Linked DNA regions of Mus musculus: region 1 is linked to region 2. A link is a loop called in an ENCODE intact Hi-C map of the cell type or tissue named here. Cell type or tissue: left cerebral cortex. All regions are shown on one strand. Links, peaks and the distances in the headings refer to the core of each region. The heading gives the core; the rest is flanking DNA. Region 1 holds the start of Snrpa (small nuclear ribonucleoprotein polypeptide A). Region 2 holds the start of Numbl (numb-like).

Region 1 (10,223 bases), core at 1,334-9,333, 60 kb after region 2:
GGCCAGGCAGAAAGAGCCAGAGGGGAAGGGAGAAGGGGGAAGGGGGAGGGGGAAGGGGGGAGAGAGAGAGAGAGAGAAGAGAGGGGAGAGGGAAGAGAGAGGAGAGAGGAGAGAGAGGAGAGAGGAGAGAAAGGAGAGAGGAGAGAAAGGAGAGAAAGGAGAGAGGAGAGAGAGGAGAGAGGAGAGAGAGGAGAAAGGAGAGAAAGGAGAGAGGAGAGAGAGGAGAGAGAGGGGAGAGAGGAGAGAGAGGAGAGAGAGAGAGAAAGAAAGAAAGAAAGACCAAAATGTCTACATTATATAGAGAAGAGCCTCTGGGGAAAAGAAGTCCAGCCACTGGGCTGGAAAGTTTAGGTAGGAACTGAGGGATGCTGGGAGAAGCTGAAGGCCAGGTTCCCTACTGCTATGTCCGGGTCTGACACACAACAAACTGTAGAGATGGTGAGAGAGCCGAGTTTAGGACTCAGGCAGTCTGGATTGACGTGTCCTGGTAACATCTGTAGTCTACTACAGTAAGGGGTAGGCCAGGACATGGCAATGAGACCTCCTCACCCACCTTGAGTGCCTCAGCTGGCCTCTTTTGTCCCCCTAGAGAAGAACCAATGGAACTTAGGGCTTGAGGGATTTCCCAGCCAACCCACCTGAGAACATTTCTCCCTGTGCGGTGTAGCCTCTCTCCTTGGCCACCTGCACTAGTCTTTCCAGAGAGACGCTGTCAGGTGTTGACAGAAGAGCTTCTGCCATCCACAAGGCCACCAGTCCACACCTGGGGAGATAGCCCAGTCTGTAGCATGTCCTTTGTATTTACTGATCCCCAGAAGAGGGGCAAAGTATGACTTGCCTCCCCTCCCATGCCAGGTGGGGAGAAGAGGCTGGTAGGTGGGAGTTAAACCTAGGAACCTGGGGAACACAAAATGGATACACACACACACACACACACACACACACACACACACACACACACACGGAGGGAGAGGGGGAGAGGGGGAGAGGGGGAGAGGGGGAGAGGGAGAGAGGGAGAGAGGGAGAGAGATCCTGATGTGGAAAATACCCTGCAGATATTTTTCTCCCCTCCCAGGATGCCTACAGCGTGGGGGTACGTGTCCCACAGTGCAGCTTGGCCTGTGGGAGGGCCCTCTCGAATCCAAGCGAAGGGTTCTTACTGAGGGCCTTCCTGGATGCATGATGGCAGGTCAGCACAAAAGAGGATCCACTGCAGGTCACTTCGAAACCTGAGGGAGAGCAACCAGGGTAAGTCACAAGGGAACAGCTCTGAGACCACCCCCTGGAGACTGAGCTGTCCTAACTCAGGGCTACTCCTGTCTGGGTAGCTCACTTCATTCTCCCCTGTTGAGGCTGTACCCCCCACATCGCCTCTGCAAGCCTCAGTTTCCTCCTCTGGTGTGTGTGTGGGAAATCACCATTTTGGATGTTTCCTGCAGCTCCTGTCAGGTCTCGAAAGACAAAGAGCAGACAAAGAACCTATACACCCAGGAGTCATAGCGATTTCTCTGAAGAAATATCTAGAAGGTGGCAGGTTTTATACTCAAATGTTTTGTTTTCTTTTTCTTTCTTTCTTCTCTCTCTCTCTCTCTCTCTCTCTTCTTCCCCTTCCTCTTTCCCCCACCCCCTCCCCCTCCTTCTCCTCCTTTTTTATTTGGTAGACATTTTCCCCAAATGTAGCCTAGGCTAGCATCCAACCAGTGGCAACTTTTCTGCCTTAGTTTCCCCAGTTTGGAGATTAAAGGTGTGCTTCCTGGTTACTCTCCCCATCAGATATAATGGGTAACGGCTTAATGGCTCAGTGGATAAAAGTGCCTGCTGCTGCTAAACCTGACAACCTGAGTTCAGCTCCTCAGGCCCACATGTTGGAAGGAGACACACACACACACACACACACACACACACACACACACACACACACGCACACACACGCCCACATCCAGACACACAATAAATAGCTTTAACTCAGCCTGAGTAATCCAGGTGGGAATATACTTAAGGCCCAAGAGATCACCTTAATGAATCTGAGTAGGCCTACTGAGGCAGCCACATGGTCTCAGTGACCTCAGTCTGTTGTAGCAATTATTTATCTACCCCACCTTAGATCATTCAGTTCCCAGATAAAAGACACAGAACTTTTATATTAATAGTAAGCCTTAATCAGCACTAGAGCCGCGCAGACAGCCACCTTCTTAGCTATTAATGTCTACTTCCATATCAATAACCCTGAGGTATATCTTACCATGTCCCATCAGGGCAGCTCTTAACTCAAACTGACCAGCCCTCATGGCCATGTTTTCATGATTCACCTACGCTAAGGCGTCTTCTCCTCTCTCCACCATCTTCTTCCTCCTTATGGTTCCTGCCTCGGACCCCAAGCCTGGGAACCAAAACCTCATCTATCTCTCTTCTGCCCTGTTATAGGCCGCAGGCATCTTTATTCTCCAGTATACATAGAGACAGGCAAGCCGGGCGTGGTGGCGCACGCCTTTAATCCCAGCACTTGGGAGGCAGAGGCAGGCGGATTTCTGAGTTTGAGGCCAGCCTGGTCTACAAAGTGAGTTCCAGGACAGCCAGGGCTACACAGAGAAACCCTGTCTCGCAAAAATCTCAACAGTTTTAAATTAGGGAGCAAGGTTTGCACAACAAGAACTGCTAAATTTGAGAATTCACTCATTGGCCTTTGTACAGAATTCAGCATTACAATACATAGCAACAGACCAAGCCTCAACACGGGTCCCTCAGGCCACATGCCTGTTTTGTCTATTCCAAGGACGGTGAGAAGGCAAGCCAGGGGTGGTGATGGGGATGCTCGCGCACGTGATGGATACACAAAGCTCCAGGTTCTCAGTTTAAGAGAACTCCAGACCACAGCAGGGTGCTTAGAGGCACCTGGAGTTCAAATGGAGACCTGTCCCTTTGTAAAGTGGCTGAGCGGGACCTTCAGCTTTCGTCATTGGGACCCACGGAGGCCAGACATGCTGGATCCTTCAGAGCTGGTGCTATGGCTTTAAGCCACATTATGTGGTTGCTGGGGACCCAATTCATATTCTCTGTAAGAGCAGCAAGAGCTTCTAACTAGGGTCATCTTTCTATCCTTCTAAGAGTCCTAGATTTCTCATCCAGGACTTCCTCAGCAGGAAAGTAGCAGTTCCTCTCCTAGGAAGTTGCTGAGAACAACAAATATCTAAAAAGTCAGCCAACCACAGTGATTCATGCCTGAAGTATCAGCACTTTGGAAGCAGAAGCAAGACTGCCACAAGTTTCAGGCCAGCTTGAGCTACACAGAGAGACTCTGTTTCATACCACCATTTCTAGTGCTGGCAGTGTATACCTATAATCTGATGTGGAGGAAGAAAGAACAAGGTATTCTCAGCTACATAGCAAGTTTGAGGTCAGCCTGGGCTACATGGGTCCTTTCTCAAACAAACAAACAAACAAACAAACAAAACAAAACAAAAACAGACCAAAAAATAAAGCAAAGTGAACAACTCCTTCAGAGTAGTGTCTAACACAAACTACTTTTGTGGTGTGACAGGTTTTCTGCATTTAATTTTGATGATGGTGGCTGGAGTACTTGGTGTGTGTACCTTACAAATGTGGTTAGAGAGCGTAAGAGCCTCTTTCCTTCCTTCCTTCCTTCCTTCCTTCCTTCCTTCCTTCCTTCCTTCCTTCCTTCCTAGTCAGGGTCTCACTATGTAGCTCAGGCTGGCCTTCCCTCATCTCCTGCTTGGCTTCCTGAGCTCTGGGATTACAGGCATGTTGCCACTATGTCAGGAACTAGGAGTTTCTTTATCAATCTGGACAAGGGCCTGTGGTCTCTTTTCTAGTCTCTTCCCTTATTGTGCGTGTCCCTGTGTGCACTACTCTCTTCCTGAGACCTTGGACTCGATTCATGACCTTCATTCTCTAAAGTAGCTTTCCTCTCTCAGCGAAGTCATTCCCTGGCTCACCAGACCTCAGGACAGTCCAAATCCCTCCATCCAACTCCACGTCCGCTGCTGCTGACCCTGTGTTTCCAGCTCCACTTTGCCAGTTCTTTAAAAAGTCTTTACTGTAGATCTGCTCGGTACTGTCTGCTTTCATGGCACTGGCCTGCATAACGTGCTCACTAGCATTTGTAGCTGCTTCGATTCTAGAAGCCAACACTGAGATCTGTCCTTGGGCTCCATTATCACAACTCTGGCTACTCTGGAGTCACTGTCTGGAGGCACAGAACCACTGGCTTCTGTGTCAAAGCCAGGCCCGAGCAGAAGCTGTTCTCTCTATTGCTGGAAGCTAACTAAGTAGGGTACTTAAGGCATCTGGCTGTTTGAGATCAAGGAAGTGGGACCGCAAAGAGCAGGGTGGCTGTGGTGACTTGTAATCAGGTGATTGTCTGAGATCTGGGCTGGTTTTGGGGGCTGGAGACCCTACCGGTCCTTGTGCAGCTTCAGGAGCCTCTTCACATCCTCTTTGCCTTTGGGGGCTGGGCCAGCCTTCTCTAAGGCCTCCTTCAGGAGCTGGCTGTTCTTCAGGCCATAGACATGAGGGAGAACAGGCTCCACAGCAGAGGGTAGAGGGGGAGGGGGAGGGGGAGGGGGAGGAGCAGGAGGGGGGGGAGGGGGCGGCAGTGGGGATGAAATAGATGTATGGAGACTACAAGGAGGGGATGGTAAAGCTAGGTCCGGGGGATTTAGAGGTAAAGGAGGTGGAATGTTGGTGTCTGGGGTCTCATGAATTATTGGAGAGATTGTGGGTTTTAGGGGGAAAGAGCATGGAGAAGTCATTTGGGGTCTACAGGAAGAATAAGAGGCTCTCCCCAAATCTCCCAAGGATGGAGATTTTCAGTTTTTAAAGGAACTGGATGAGAGATATTCAGGCCTGCACATTGAGATCTGTAAAAAAAAAAAAAAAAAAAATTAAAACTGGAGTTGATAGCAGAATATGGTGTCTGGCCAGTTGTTCTGGGAGAACCTGGGCTAGTATTTGAAACAGTGGAAAGAGAAACTGGGCTAAATCAAATGCTGAAGGATCCCGAAGGGTGGTCTGTGCTATGGGGCTGGGGCTACATTAGAAGGGACATTTTGTAGGTGTCATCTCATCTGCTGTAGCTAAGCTAGTTTTGGTCACTTCTGTTATTCGGAGGTTCAGATCTGTTGTGAGGTGTCTAAAGGATGTGACTTGCCTACTTTTTGCATTGCGGGCCTGAGTTTGAAACCTTGACTTTACGAGCTAGGGTTAAGAGGTTACAAAAAAGGCACGTGGGTGAGAAAACAGCCTAATGGTGGGCGGGTCATGGGCTTAGCGGGGAAGTATGAGAGTCGCAGCAACTCAGCGATCAAAGGCCAACTAAGTTGGTATAAACCTATCAATTTAGGAACTTAGGAATCTGCACAAGCGCCTCCCCAGGAGGAAATGACGTCACCCGGCCAGCCTCCACCTGTCCTTTCCCATCCCACGTGATAGAACTCGCAACCAGCACAACGCTCTTGAAGGTCACGTGATACTGGCGGAAGGGGAAGAGGTGTGGCTTCCGAAAGGCAGTCTTAGAATGCACCAGAGCTCTAACCATGTCCCAATTGGCCAGAAGCTCGTGCCCTTCTTTGATTGGTCCGTTCCCTCGCGTCCAGGGGGCGGGACCCCAAGTGTTCCTTTGGCAGACGCTGAGGCCGGGGGAGAGACTCTGAACTTACCGAGTTTGCCCGCCGTGATTAGCTCGCGGAAGGGAGAAGCCGTTGCCGGGGAAGATAGTTGTGTGTCTGTGCAGCGTAGCTCGGCGGGCGTTGTCGGCGGGAGCGACGGCTCAGGTGGTGGGTTCCCGCGGGTTGTAGACGCTGCTCGGCGCCGGGGAGGCGGGTGGAGCACTTCGGGAGGCCTCTCTTTGAGAGACTAGGATGTTCCAAGTCGGCCCCTACTTTCTTAACTGGCTCCGACATCCGGGGTCTTTTTTCCTCCCGGGACGCCTTTCGCGCACGTGGACTAATGGGAAGCGCCGCTCGGTGTGCTCCGCCTGCCGGGACTCGTAGAGCATTCTGGGATTCGTAGTTAACCTCTCTAGCTCTCCCTTAGCACGCGGGTTGGAGAAGCGGGGGCCTGTGCTGGCTTTGTTGCTAAGCTGTGACATCCTCTTCCAATTCCGGTCTTACTCGACTTCCTCTTGGAAGGGCGATCCCTGAGCATCAGCCCTTTGGAACAAAGAATTTGGGAAACTTAGGGCTAAAGTCGCTTTTTCCTCCTCTTTAAGCCGTACCTGAACATCTCACACCATGGCCACCATAGCCACCATGCCAGTTCCCGAGACCCGTGCCAACCACACTATTTATATCAACAATCTCAATGAGAAGATCAAGAAGGATGGTGAGTTCTTGGGGTAGCCTGACTCAAGGTGATATCACAAGAGTTGACCCCTTTTCACCTCTAGCATCCACATTTCTTTTTCAGCCTTCCCCATTCTGTCTGTTAGGAGTTAACTTTGGCCTTTGTACCTACTGGTTCCTTGGTTTCACCCTAGGTTTTACACTCTGCCCTTTAATCTGCGCATTGTTAGTGATCTTCCAGGTTTTAGCTCATAGGTCCCTTCTTCCTTTGAAGCCTTCCAGGATCGTTCTTGCCATCAGTCTGCTTTCATGAGACTGTCTCTGTCCACTGACCTCTGGGTGGTGGCCTCAGTGATTGACTACAATGCAGATGACACACAGGAGGGATGGGCAATGGATGGCTTTGTGATGTGGGTGATTGTGCCGCGTTCTAAGTCTTGACTGTCTTTAATTCTCACAAGCCTCTCAGATTAAGTAGTTGGAATTTGGGTGGCATAACTTGCCTGGGATCAAATAGCAAGAAAAATGAGACAGAAATGTGGGGTTCTGCTTAAGCAGATTCTTAGACTGGGCTGGTTGGCAGAGGCTGTAATTCTGTTCTTCAGGAAGAGTGAAAGTTTGAAACCATTTGGGACAACATGGCCAAAGCAGATAAAAAAGAAACCAAAGACAAACGGTTTCTTTTAGGGTGTGGAGGTACAGGGCTGTAATCCCAGTACTCAGGAGACTGAGGCAGGAGGAGCTTGAGTTCCAGACCAGCTGAGGCGACATAGCAAGACCCAGTGTCCAAAAGGTTTGAGGAATGTAGCTAGTGTTAGTCTTGCCTAGCAGGAGTAAGGATCTGGGTTCAAATCTCAGCAACTAAGAAAATCAGCATGGCCTGGAGAGAGCTCTGTGGTTAAAGAATGCTGCCTGATCTAACAGAGGATCTGGTTTTGATTCCTTGCCTCCAGGGAGGTTCGTAACTGTGTGTGTCTCCAGTTCCAGGGGATACGACATCCTCCTCTGGCTTCTGCAGGCAAAAAAAAAAAAAAAAAAATCCACACATAAAATTTTTTTTTTTTAAGATTCTTTTTAAATAGAAATCCCTACCAAATAATTCAGTTCTTGTCTGGAAGTAAGGCCCATAGTTAGAAAGTTTCTGCAAAGACTGAATCCCGGCACACATTTTTAAAAAAGTAAACACAAATGACTATTTTTATGTATTTATTTTGTGTGCATCTATAAATGGATGCATGAGGGTGGTCAGGACCCCTCTAGAGAAGCCTTTGTCTTTCAGCTGTTGAGTTCCTGAGATCATATTCAGGTCGTGAAGGCTTGTGAAGTGGATGGATGCTCTACTGCCCTTGCACTGGCCCCTTGGTGCATTGCTTTGTGGAAGTAATTCAGAAGTTAAGGAAGGGTAAATACTGGTTCTTATGACCAACTGGAGAAAAGTGTCGTGGGAGGACTGGGAAATGACTCAGCTGGTACGCATGCTTGCCTGTAAGCCTGACTTCCCAGGTCCCACTGTGATTGACTTCAGGTACCTGGTGCTCCTGCCTCAGGCTCCTGAGGGTTGGGATTCTCGGGTGGGGCCAGCATGTCCAACTGACAGGCTTGTAGCTGTTAGTGGTGGTCGGTAAGTGGACTTGTGATGTCAGCAGGAGACAGGGTAAGAAGAGGGCCATAAGGGGACATCTGGACAGTGAAGTTGGAGAGAGCTTCCTGCAGGGAGGCTGCAGATTTATGCTGAGACTTAAGTGGCTAGAGGGGCAGTCATGGAGATGTCAGGAGAAGGGCATTCAGTGAAGAGTACAACGGCTGAGGTGTGGCGGACACTAGGAGGCCGTGCTTGTGAGTCAGACTGAGACAGGAGAATTGTTGACAGTTTCAGGCTATAGAATGGGATCCTACCTTGAATAAACAAGTGAAGGAAGGAAGGAATCGATGGCATGTCAGGCTTAAAGGCCTGGAAGGTTAGCTTAAGAGTGAAAAGAAGTGTTTGTTATTTGAACAGCAAGTTTGTAGTAGGTATTATAGCTGCCCACGTCTTGTAGGACGTAGACATGTCCATTTGAGTGGCTATTGGCTGTTTCTGTTACTGTGGGCTTTGAGATGTAGCATTTCTGGGTATTCAGTCAATTGGCTGGTGGCCCCTTATTTGGGCTGACATTTTGGTTTTGTGATTTTTTTTTTTTCGTTTTTCTCTCCCCCGCCCCCACACCCCCCCAATCCCCAGCCAGGGTTTCTCAGTGTAGCCAATCCTGGCTGTCCAGGACTTGGTTTGTAGACCAGACTGGCCTCAGATTCTCAGGGATCTTACTGCCTCTGCCTTGCAAGTGCTGGGATTAAAGGTGTGCGCCACCATGCCTGGCTGGTCCACCTCTGAGGATAGTGCAAGTACCAGGACACAGTGTCCAGCCATTTGTCACAGTGTGTCTTGTCTTCCCTAAATGCAGAGCTCAAGAAGTCCCTGTATGCCATCTTCTCCCAGTTTGGCCAGATCCTGGATATCCTGGTGTCTCGGATCATGAAGATGAGGGGCCAGGCCTTCGTCATCTTCAAGGAGGTCACCAGCGCCACCAATGCCCTGCGCTCCATGCAGGGCTTCCCTTTCTACGACAAGCCCATGGTGAGTGTCTTGAGCGTGAAGTTTGTGTGTTTGTGTGCATGTGTATAGGCTGATGTGTTTGTGTGGGAGGAGACTGGGTGGCTATGGGCCTCCTGTGGCCTATGCTGGTCCCTAAGGATGCTACTTTTTTTTGTTGTTCCTTTCATCCTGTGTTCCTTATACGGGGGCTGTGGGGTCACAGACTGATCGAGTATCTGAGTGTGGTGGCTTATGAGGCTGAGGCAGGAGGATTGCCAAGAGTTTCAACCCAACCTGGACTGCAGAGTTGGAACCTGCCTAAAACACCACAGAACTATGGTGGAACCCAAGTGAAGAACGGATTCTGAGCAGCACTTGTCTTCCGTACCTACAGACATTCTATCACTGTAGCTGTTGCCTGGACTGCCCACCTCCACTGAAGCCTTGTTCTAACCACGCCTCTGCTTGCTTGTCCCTCACCCCCAAGTGCTCCTCCACACACCCAGCCCTGTCTCCGCAGCACAGCTTCTTCTGAGAGTGCTCGTCCCTCCTTACAGCTTCCTAGAATAGCACAAAGGGTCCCCCTTGTCCATGTGACCTTGCCTCCTCGCTCCTCTAATCCTCAGCACAGCTAGGCAGAAGTGCAGTCTAGGATCCCAGGCCCAGCTTTCTCATCCCTTCACTTTCTGGCTGTTCTCTTGCTAGGTGGATGCTCAGTGTCCACAGGATTCTCACCCCTTCCTTTTGTTTTTCCACTTTTCCTGACCATTGTATTTGAAAGGTTTACTTTGTAACATTCCTGGGACCTCAGGCCAGAGCTATATGGTGAGACCCTGTCTCAAAATGTTTAAGTATGTGTCTGAGCATGTGTTCTGGGTTCTTCCTAGGAGAGCTTGTAAGCGCCTATTCTAGCTTACAGTTACAGCTGCTTCCTATAGTCCAGCTATTGCTGCTTCCAATAAGTTTCTACAATAATCTGGCCAAGTGGAAAATATCCCCATTTTACAGACAAGGAAGTTGTCACCAATCAGTCTCTGATTTTTCTTAGCAAGCTCCTTTGATGTCTCATTTTGAACGCTAGCAGTTTTCCCTGATTTACATGCCCTGGGCCTTTTTGCTCTTGATTGGTAGCGCATCCAGTACGCAAAGACTGACTCGGACATCATTGCCAAGATGAAGGGCACCTATGTGGAGAGAGATCGCAAACGAGAGAAGAGGAAGCCCAAGAGTCAGGAGACACCTGCTGCCAAAAAGGCTGTTCAGGGTGGGGCAGCTGCGCCCGTGGTGGGGGCTGTCCAGCCCGTACCGGTAAGCAGGGTGCAGAAAAGTGTCCCACATGGCTTTGTGTGGGG
Region 2 (10,223 bases), core at 921-8,920:
CAGCTGTGTCTCCTCAGGCAGCCACACTAGCAGAAACACATCCAGAGTGGTCACCGATTTGGTCACACAGTGACACAGTGTCATCTGCATATGCCCCCATGCCTACCTGGACTGAGGCACACACTGGTCTTAATAAGCACCCCTACCTCCCATCCCAGCATACACAAGGACCACTCAACCTCAGACAGTGGCAGCCACACCAACACACCTTTTTGGATGCCATACTTTCAGCGTCACATAATACTAGTGACACACATTTGGTCATTATATCCATTACATAGTCCTCTGTGACAGCCACTCTTGTGTATACACTAGTCTTTATACACAGCTACACAGTACAGATGCTGATGGCCACAGCCTGAGCATTACAGACATAGCATGCAAGCAGCCAAAGAGGGGAGTGGGGAGGGGAGAGGAGCAAGGATGGCTGCCCTCAGACTGTCACATACATTCCAGAAACAGTTGTGTATGCCGTCACTCAGCATCAGTGCCCACGGTGCCCGGCCATCTGTCACGTTGGTGTCCCACACACAGCACTACCACGTCACCCTATCACAGATAAACAGTCTCCATGAGGATTCACGTCACATAGACAAGAATGTGGCCACATGTAATCAGTCACTAGCATGGCACGTGGACAGATATACAAAGTCACAGCCTCACTAATACTCAAAACCTCACCCATAGACACTTAACACACACCGTTCAGTTCCCCACACCAGAAGTACACAGTTGGGTATACGCATAAACGGAATGGCCCACACGCAGCATTTACAGCATTATACTGCTTATAGAGGAAAATATGGTCCCAGACATGGCCATGTGCACAGTCATGACATCACCAGATCACATAGGCACATATGCACACACACTTTCACAGTCTAGGACACCAGCATGGAGTCACCCAGGGTAACAGGTAAGTGGGTCACACATACACACAGAGGAAATAGAAGCCAATCCCATACACACCCCTGGCACACAGGCAACATCCACAGCTTGAGTCCCACACAATTAATCTTTTGTAATAGACTAGAGTTTCAGAGAAGTCAGATTCGCAACTCAAATCACACACAGGAGGCTGTAGTGCACACTCGGTGTCACACGGCTAGGTGGACAGTCACTTATGCAACCCCAGTCACATACACAGACATGGCAAGGAACACACAACCACCGTCATATACACTGCCTTCCCAGAGGTCCAGCCCCACAGGCACGATGTGACTTCAAATACAATGGCAGTCGCACACCCAGAGTCGCAATGAACACAGTACAAAAATCAGACATAAGCACAACATTGTGTCACACATGGTCAGAGTCACAATTCTACTTACACACAGTTACAGCTCCACCCACATCTTCAGTCAGCCACACAGAAGTCCAACCTCAAACCCAACACAGATGTTGACACATACCAAGGTACATACACACAGGGTCTCACAAAAAGACATATGCATATCTATTTAAACACAGTCTAAAAAGTACAGGAGTCTGAACAGTGAACGGCTGCCATCACATCCACGGTCACACACACACACACACACACACACACACCAGACATCACCACATCCAACCACAAGCATGCAGGCAGACAACGCAGGATACCTCATCCTTGCCAGCTGTAATGCAAGCACACACACAGCTACAGTCACACAAACACCAGATCACACTTCTAGCCACATCCCCAACCCTTACACACACACACACACACACACACACACACACAACCACACAAAGCCGCTGGTCACCACAGAGGCTACAGACAGGTTTCCACCCGTCTCTGGGGAGCCGCCCCCAGCCCAGGCTGAATCCTGGAGCCTGGGGGGCAAGGGAAAGCTGAGCATTGTCTCCGGGTGGGGCCTCTCTTAGACGCTGAGCAGCCCTAGGGACAAAAGGGGTGGCCTAGGAGACCAATGTCTTGAGACCCCTGACTAAGCATGGGGTGGAGGTGGGGTAGGGGAATGCCTGAAATTCTCCTTATTTTATTCACGCTGGGGTGGAGTTTCAGACACAGAGACCTTGTTCTGAGAAGGGGATTTGCCTGGGACACCGCCCAAGGGCTTGGGGGGACAGGCTGGATCCAGGACCCCAGGGAGTAGACAGTACTTGGAAACCGCCCCCCCATCCCCCAGAGCCTTAGCCTTGGCAGCTCTATCCAGGGACTTCATCTTCAAGACATCGCCCAGGGGGCTGTTGTGCTCAAAGAAACCCTCTAGCAGGGAAGAGTACTGATTTTGTCTGGAATCGGCTCAGTTAAGGCCTCAGCTTGATAAAGGGGACCGTATCCGGACCCTGAACGCCAAACCTTGCCCAGGGAGTTTTACCTAGAATTTATGTAGCCCTGTCCATGATTTGGGGGGAATCTGTATTCCAGGATCCCTATTTTCAGGGCCTTCGCAGAGATGGCCTGTGCTGGACCAGACCCCAGTCTGGCAGGTTTGGGATTGCCAGGAACCTGTTCCCGGACCCCCACCCAGGACCACCCTTTCCAGCCTTGGCATCTTCTCTCCATCCGGGCGCTGCTGCCGCCTCCCACCCTTCGCCACATCAGCAGCGGCGCCGCCCCCGGCCCGAGCCCCCCGAGCCCGCCCTTCTCACGCTGGCCGCCGCGCTGCGGGACATCCAGGGCCCGGGCGCCCCCGCCTCCCGCGGCCCCGGTTGGGCCCGGCTTCCCGAGTGCTGCTGCTGCTGTGGTGGCGGCGGCTCGGTCTGACGCGGGCCCGGCCCGGGGCCGGCGGCTGGTGCGGGATGCAAGCGCGCGAGCCAGCTCGGCTCCCGGGAGGATTCCGTTCCGGGGGCGGGGGAGCATCCCTCCCTCGGCGCCCCGCCCCGACCCCGCCCATTGGCCCGCCGCCTGCTGTATATGCAAAAGATAACCCCGCCCTCCCGCAGACCACGCCCCCACATAAACACTACCGGGTCTCCTCCCAAGCAAAGGCCGGCCCGCCCCGCCCCTTGGTCTGGCCTTGCGGGAACCTGCACGCATCCCTAGAGGAGTGCCTCTCAGGTTGAGGCGCAGGTTCTATTTGCTTCCATAACCCCTGACCTCAGATCCCCTATGGTTCTGCTTCTGAAGAATTGCTTTGGGAGGCGCCTCGTCCTCAAATCTTGCTTAACCCCACGGTTCTCCCAGCCCGGCGGGGGCGGGCAGAAGCGGTGACGAGGCACTTTTTGCAGGCGAGGGGAGGGGAGAGGAGGGGAAGGAAAAGAAACAGACCCTGGAGTCCTGGAGGGAGATCACTCTGGCTTGCGAGAAGTGGGCATTGGGTTAGACCAGGTCCTAGTTCTGGACTCAGCTGCACCCCTACCCCTGTCCTGTAGGTTTGGCAGAGCAGCTGTTAGGGGCATTAGGGCCCATTAGCAAAGGCGAGGTTGTCAGGAACAGGAGGGAGCCTGAAGCTGGGGGGTGGGGGGGGGGGCGAGTATGTGATAGAAGGGTACTTCTCAGCTGCCACAGCCCTTGGAGCAGGTGGTCAGCACGTGGGGGGGGGGGCGGAGGAGGTTCCCTGCAACAGATGGCCCTAGACAAGGGGGTGGGGTGGGGGGTCTGGCCATCTGCACCTGGAGCTGCCTGTGAGCTCCTCCCCCTTAGCACAGAGAGAAAAGAACTGGGGGCAGGGAAAGGGTGCCTTTATTCGGAGGAAAGGATCAGCACCCACCCCCACCCTCCAATACACAGGCTGGAACCCGGGAAGAAGGCAGCTGGTAGAGGAGCAAGGGAGGCAAAGGTGAGGACCGCCCCCAACAGCCACCATCTCCCCTGCAGATCCTGGAAGACCTGGGGCCGAGGGGCGTCTCCTTCACATGAGAGTGGACCCAAGGCTCACTTAGATGGTGGCAGGATTCTGCTGGCTCCTAGCCTCAGAATTCAAGGTTGCTCACTTAGGATCAGGGAGCTAACTCCAGGGGCCCAAAGATCCAAGGCAAGAAACTAGGTTCTGGAGACCAAGAAAGAGGAGGAGGGGACTGCCTGCTGTGGAGCTGGTATCCCTGGATGGAATCTGTCATGGTGGGGTCGGCAGGGAGGTCCCTAGTCAGGAGGCTGCTGGCAGCGGCAGTGTCTGGCGACTGGCCCAGTAGCGGTGGTAGGTATCTTGGAAGAGGTCCCGGCAGGCGATGTGGGCGTGGAGACGGGCACAGGCTAAGAAAGCCCCAGCTAGCTTGCGGTGTAGAGCATAGGTCTCCTCAGGCGGTGGGCGCAGCCGGTGCCGAAGCAATACCGGGATGAGGCCCTGTATTCGGCGAGCAGTCTCTCCAGCCCCAAAGTCGTAGGGGCCTGAGGCAGCAAAGGGCTCCCCCAGGATCATCACTGCCTCGACGTGGGCGTCAGAGAATGCCTAGGGTGGGGATGGCAGATGCATCCAGACGGACATAATGTCCTCTGATTACTTCTGAAGAGGCAAGCTGCAAGGGCTGCCGCGTGACTCACTCACTGGTAGAGCTTGCCTAGAATTCACCAGTGAGGGCCTAGGGGGCGTGGCTCAGTGCTGGAAGGTTGGCATTACTGGCCCAAGATCCCCTGGGAGTTGTAAGTAGTCACCCCCTACCCACAGCACCCCCTGTCTCCAGGAGCCCCTGCTTTCTTCAGGCAAGTAACCCCTCTATTCCTCAAACCCAGGATCTCTAGAATAGATAAATAGTGCCTCCCCCACTTAGTGGCAGCACCCTCCATTTCACCCCGGGGCTCCTCAGTATAAGCTAGTGCATTTAGTAATCTCACTGCCCTGGGATAGAAGTCTCTACCTCCCCCCAGATCCCCACCCTTTCTCCAGTTGTTTACTAGAGCTATGCGGCTCATCTGTTCCCAAAAGAAAACACAGCCACAAACAAACCAGCTCCCTTCTGCTCAGGGGCAACCAACCTTGGTTTCAAAGCCTGTAAGGAACTTGAGGTCCTGGGATTTCTGTAGAACTCGATCTCTGTCTCCATCTGCTGCAGCCTTCACCACCTGGAATGTCAGAGGGCAAAGCCCACCGTGGGTCAAGGGAGGCTTGGGGTTCTGGTTTTTGCTTTGGGGCAGAGTCTGATACAGCCTACACTATCTCGGACTCACTGTGTAGCTGATAACCAGGAACTCCTGATCTTCCTGCCCCCACTAGCCCGGATTTAAAGGCTTAGGGGTCTGTACCATCACACCAGGCTACAAGGGAGGGCCTAGATAATAGGAAATACTAGCCAGAAGGGTAGAGCAGTACTTATATCTACCTACCTAGTACTCAGGAGGCAGGGTCACTATTATGAGTTCAAAGCCAGCCTGGACTACCAAGGAACACTGTTAAGGAGAGGGGGGAGGGAGAGAAGTGGGGAGGAGATACTTTGCCCAACCTGGGTCACCTTTTTCTCTACCTGGGTACACTCTGTCACCTAGAAGCTTCCCTCCCCCTACTCTGTCCCTGCTCTATCTCCCTCTGGAGAGCCTGCAGGAGGAAATGGTCAGGGGCTCTGTCATCCAGTGGGAATGCAGACCTGCCTGGAAGCTGCCACATGGGTGGCCCAGAGTAGAGTGTCACATCTGTTTATGGCTCCAGACACTAGACAAGGATGGAATGGCATCCTAGGTTGCCCGAGGGCCATCCTCCCCCTTGGACTTTGAGCTGGGTGCAGCGGCACTGGCCATGAGACAAGGCACTCAGGATGCTTGCTGCAGAGCTCAGTTCCTGTCCAGTCCTGCAGAGGGAGGCATTGAAGCACCACAGCTCCCTTGGCTTTAGAGACTCTAGAGAAACTGTAGCTGGGCCTCTGCCTTCTCATCTGTGGAATGGGTTCTGCATGGGGTCACTGTGTGGCCTCAGCACTGTGACTGAAAAGGAAGTATCTGTCGCACTGGGGACTACTTTTGCTGTCACTGGGTGCCAGGGTCCCTGTGCAGAAGAGGCAGGCTCAGAGCAGGGAGAGGAAGGAACCTGTCCAGCCCCGACACACTGTACCACACTGCCTTTGGGAGGTGGCCCGGGACGGATCTATCAATTCTATTATAGGTTCCCCTGCCTGTGACTTGTCTGGGCATCTGTTAGGGTTCCATAGAAATGGGCTGATTTTCTTTTTCTTTTTTTAAAGGGAGTTCAGCTGATAAAGGTGCTGACAAGTCAGATGACCTAAATTTGGTCCTCAGGCCCCACTGATTCCGGCAGATTTTCCCCTGACCTCCCAATGTGTCCCCACGGTGCATGAGGGCATGTGTGTACACACTTAAAGACGAACAAGCAAACAAATAAATCAGGTCTCCATATGAAGCCCAGGCTGGTCTTGAACTTATGACTCCTGCCCTGTTTGAGCACCCCAAGCACTCTGATTATAGGCCATCCCATCCATCTAAAACTTGTTTGTTTTTGTTTTAATTAGAAGAGGTTAAGGTGACCCAAGTTTTGGGAAGACAATGTTGATAAGAGATAGGGCGGTTCAAGTACTTGTGGAGGCCTTGGCTTTGTGCCTCAATGTCCTATGTGCGCGTGAGTGTGGGGTGTGGGCATGGTATTATATGTCACTGGGTCTTTGTCCTTATCAACAGCTAGAGGTGCTCTTAAAAGTTTTCAGGCCAGAGCCTTCAGCCTTGTCTCAGACATTTTTCTCCTGTCTTCAAGGCCATTTTCGCCATGGCCCTATGTCTACAGGGTCTCCCTCCAGGGGGCTCCTCTGTAACTTCTCACAGCTCCTCTGGGCTCAGGAGGTGAGAACGCCTACTCCAGAGGGGCCCAAGGCAGGGCCCAGGATGTCTTGGCTCCACCCAACTCCTGCCTGTCTAATCAGAATACAAGTTTCCTTCAGGCCCCTGTGTGAAGGACAAAGAAGGGCTCTTGGTGCCCTGCTTTCTGACGGATATGAGCCCTTATGGGCGTTGGGTGCTGAGGTTCGGTGTGGCAGTTTGGAAAAGCATGGCTGACAGGCTCGTATGTTTGAATACTGAACACTTGGCCCCAGTTGGTAGAACTGTTTGAGAAGGACTAGGAGATGTGGTCTTGTTGGAGGAAGTGTGTTACTGGGGCATGACTTTGAGGTTTCAAAAGCCCACACCAGGCTGGGCTAGCTCTCTCTGCCTCCTGCCTGGAGATCAAATAGGAGCTCTTGGTTACTGCTACAGAGCTAACCTGGGTGCTGTCATCCTCCTGCCTCCATGGTCATGGACTCACCCCAGCACATGCTTTCTTTTACAAGTGGCCTCAGTCATGATGTCTCCTCACAGCACGAGGACCGTGACTAAGACCCTGGTCCTCTGTATGACCAGCAAGTGCTCTTAACCACTGAGCCAGCTCTCTGGCCCCTAAATGACCATTTGTCCTCGGAAGCACCACCATGCACAAGGGATCTTCCTAACTCCCTCTGTGGTCATTTGAGAATGGCCCCCATAAGCTCATATACTTGATGCTTGGTCATCAGAGAGTGGAACTCTTCGAAAGGATTAGAAAGATTAAGAGATGGCTCAGCAGGTAAGAGCACTGACTGCTCTTCCGAAGGTCCTGAGTTCAAATCCCAGCAACCACATGGTGGCTCACAACCACCCGTAATGAGACCTGATGCCCTCTTCTGGTGCATCTGAAGACAGTCACAATGCACTTAGATATAATAATAAATAAATCTTTGGGCCGGAGTGAGCAGGGACTGAGTGAGCGGGGCTGACCAGAGCAAGCAGAGTTTCTAAATCCAATTCCCAGCAACCACATAGGCTCACAACCATCTGTACAGCTACAGTGTGCTCACATACATAAATAAGTAAATCTTTAAAAAAAAAAGATTAAGAGATGTTGTCAGAGTAGGTGTGACCTTGTCGGAAGAAACATGTCACGTCACACAGGGGTGGGTGGGGTGTGGATTGACATGTCAAAAGCCCATGCCAGGCCCTGTCTCTCTGTCTCTGTTTGTGGATCAGCATTTAGCTCAAACACACCTGTTGCCCCATGCTTCCTGCCATGATAATAGACCAAGCCCTTGGAGCAGTGGTTCCTGCCATGATACGTTTATCTGGATATCCGTTTAGCCTCTTCCTGATTGGTCCTGTGCATCTCTCAGCTCTCAGTTCAATGTCTCCTCCTCCAGAAAGCCTTCCTTGAATCCTCAAGCTGGGACAGGTTCCTCTAGATTTTTACAATGCCTTCCATTCCCTCAGCCTAGCCCTGAGTCCTCCGTGCCCTTACTGCCTGTGGTGGTTTGTGTATGCTTAGCCCAGGGAGCGGCACTATTAGGAGGTGTAGCCTTGTGGGAGGAAGTGTGACATTGTGAGGGTGGATCGATCATGAGACCCTCCTCCTATCATCCTGCAAGTCAGTTTCTTCTCCTGGCTACCTTGGATCAAGATGTAGAAGTCTTCTCCAGCACCATGCCTGCCTGCGTAAGAGTTGCCTTGGTCATGTCTCTTTGCAGCAATGGAAACCCTTAACTAAGACACTGTCCCACTGCTGTGGCACACAAACTGAACTCTGTCACTAGTATCATCCAGAAGAGAGCTGGGCACCAATGGGCAGTCAGAGAATGTCGGACTGACAACTAGATAGATGAATGGAAAGCCCAAGCTGTGCAGACACAGAGGCTGTGTAGACACAGAAGCTGTGTAGACACAGGTGGGCTGGTCTGTGCAGCCGCTGCCACTGACTGACTTAGGAGGGAGAAAGGGAGGGACAAAGCCGGGGAGGGAGCATCCCCTGAGAGTGCCAGCTTCCTGTGAGGTGCAGGCTGCACGCCGAGGCCCTGGCCAGGGTGGCCCAGACCACCTGCCACTCACAGGCCTGTTGGATTGGACAGTCTGTCTCTAAGCTCGCCTGTCCATAATGGGGCTCCAAGTGGCCATGGCCACTTTCTTTCTGTTTTCTTTTTAAATTTTTATTTATTTAATGTATGAGTGCTCTGCTGCATATATATCTGCAAGCCTGAAGAGGGCACAAGTTCTCTCTAAAGATGGTTGTGAGCCACCATTGGTTGCTGGGAATTGAACTCAGGATCTCTGGAAGAGCAGCCATCTCTCCAGCCCCAGCCCTGGCCACTTTCAATCAGATGGTACTTGTAATATTACTAAGTGGTGGGAGTCGCTAGTTGTTAATACTGTTATTATACTAGAGTCTGGCCTGGAGCTCACAGGTTCACCTGCCTCCTCCTCCTCCTCCTCAGTGCATGGCAGCAAGTGCTTTACTGTGGCCCATCTCAAAGTCCTGCATTTCTTAGTTCCAGTTTGCTTTTCCTCCCTGCCCTGCCCTCCCTATCTGGCTTGAGCCCCAGCCCTTCAGAAGCCACAGGTTTGTGCTCACCTCAATGTAATGGTCCGTGAACTCTGTCCCAAACGCCCGGCTTGCACCAAAATCCAGTAGAGTCACCTGGAAACAACGCATGACGAACAACAGAATGTGGGGAGCTGTTACCATTTCCACTGCTGACTGGAGCAGCCAGGACGCCTCCCTCTTCCTCTCTCCTGCAGCCCCACCCCTGCTGTTGAGCAACACCTCTAGACCCTCACTGGTGATCACAGGCAAACACTGTGTCAGTGAGTCACACCCCCAGCCTCTGTGTACAGATACACACACTCTGTATCAACACTCTGTGGTTGAGCCACATCCCTGGCCACCCACTGGTATATTCAAGGCAGGTGCTTTAAGACTGAACTTTAGATCTAGTTTTCTGTTGTCAGGGTTTGTTTGTTTTTTTGTTTGTTTGTTTTCAGTTTTGTTTTGTTTTGAAACCGGATTTCATTACAATAGCCCAGGCTGCCTCTGCCTCCGGGGTACTAGGATTAAAGTGGGTGCCTCCACACCTAGCTTATTTGCCTTTAATACAAATCTTGGGCCCATAAGATAACCCAGAGAGTGAGATATCCGAGAAATTAAATGAATACCCACAAATCCTACTAATCAGCTTAAAGTACGACTACTACCCCACACAGAAGCATTCCCCCTCGCCTGTGTACTCCCAGGACCCTCTCCAAGGTTACCACTTGCCAGCAACTAAGAGCATGAATTTCTTCACAACTGCAGAGATGATTCACTGGCTAGGAGCACTGGCTGGTCTTTCAGAGCACTTGGGTTTGATTCCCAGCAACCACATAGTGGCTGACTCCTGTCTGTAATTTCAGTTACAGTGGATCCAATGCCCTCTTCTGGTCTCCTCAGTCACTGAACACACATCGTGCGCAGTCCCATATGCAAAGTACCCTTACACATAAAATAGTAAAATAGTAAATTTAAAAATTAAGTTTCCTAAAATTCCCATGCATATCTTCTACATCTATATGGAGACACAGAACATAT

What was found. Hi-C counts contacts between places; a loop is a spot of excess contacts. Peaks named below come from ENCODE experiments on the same cell type or tissue, not always from the same donor. Only the 100,000 strongest peaks of a DNase experiment are listed, where the experiment ranks them.
Region 1: a loop joins it to region 2, with 2.7 times the contacts of the local background. A loop is called at or near these places in 2 of 42 quality-filtered maps.

What each region holds. Positions count from the first base shown.
Region 1 is chr7:27,191,560-27,201,782 of GRCm38, reverse strand. Snrpa (small nuclear ribonucleoprotein polypeptide A) reads left to right here and starts at 5,512. Exons shown (of 7, transcript NM_015782.3): 1 at 5,512-5,792; 2 at 6,227-6,339; 3 at 8,741-8,913; 4 at 10,003-10,179. The coding sequence starts at 6,249. It overlaps BC024978 (cDNA sequence BC024978), which reads right to left and starts at 6,002. Exons shown (of 7, transcript NM_001243888.1): 1 at 5,676-6,002; 2 at 4,417-4,877; 3 at 1,161-1,229; 4 at 639-763. The coding sequence starts at 4,769. In left cerebral cortex, for the core only: no CTCF peak of the experiment used is centred there; DNase peaks (open chromatin) are centred at 3,191, 5,505, 5,975 and 7,830; H3K4me3 peaks cover 2,375 bases; H3K27ac peaks cover 1,531 bases.
Region 2 is chr7:27,251,334-27,261,556 of GRCm38, reverse strand. Coq8b (coenzyme Q8B) reads right to left here. Exons shown (of 15, transcript NM_133770.2): 13 at 9,231-9,296; 14 at 4,859-4,945; 15 at 3,608-4,334. The coding sequence ends at 4,032. It overlaps Numbl (numb-like), which reads right to left and starts at 2,796. Exons shown (of 10, transcript NM_010950.2): 1 at 2,596-2,796. The coding sequence starts at 2,619. In left cerebral cortex, for the core only: CTCF peaks have their summits at 5,666 (motif pointing right) and 8,863 (motif pointing right); DNase peaks (open chromatin) are centred at 3,619, 4,120, 4,380, 5,649 and 4 more places; H3K4me3 peaks cover 3,009 bases; H3K27ac peaks cover 3,923 bases.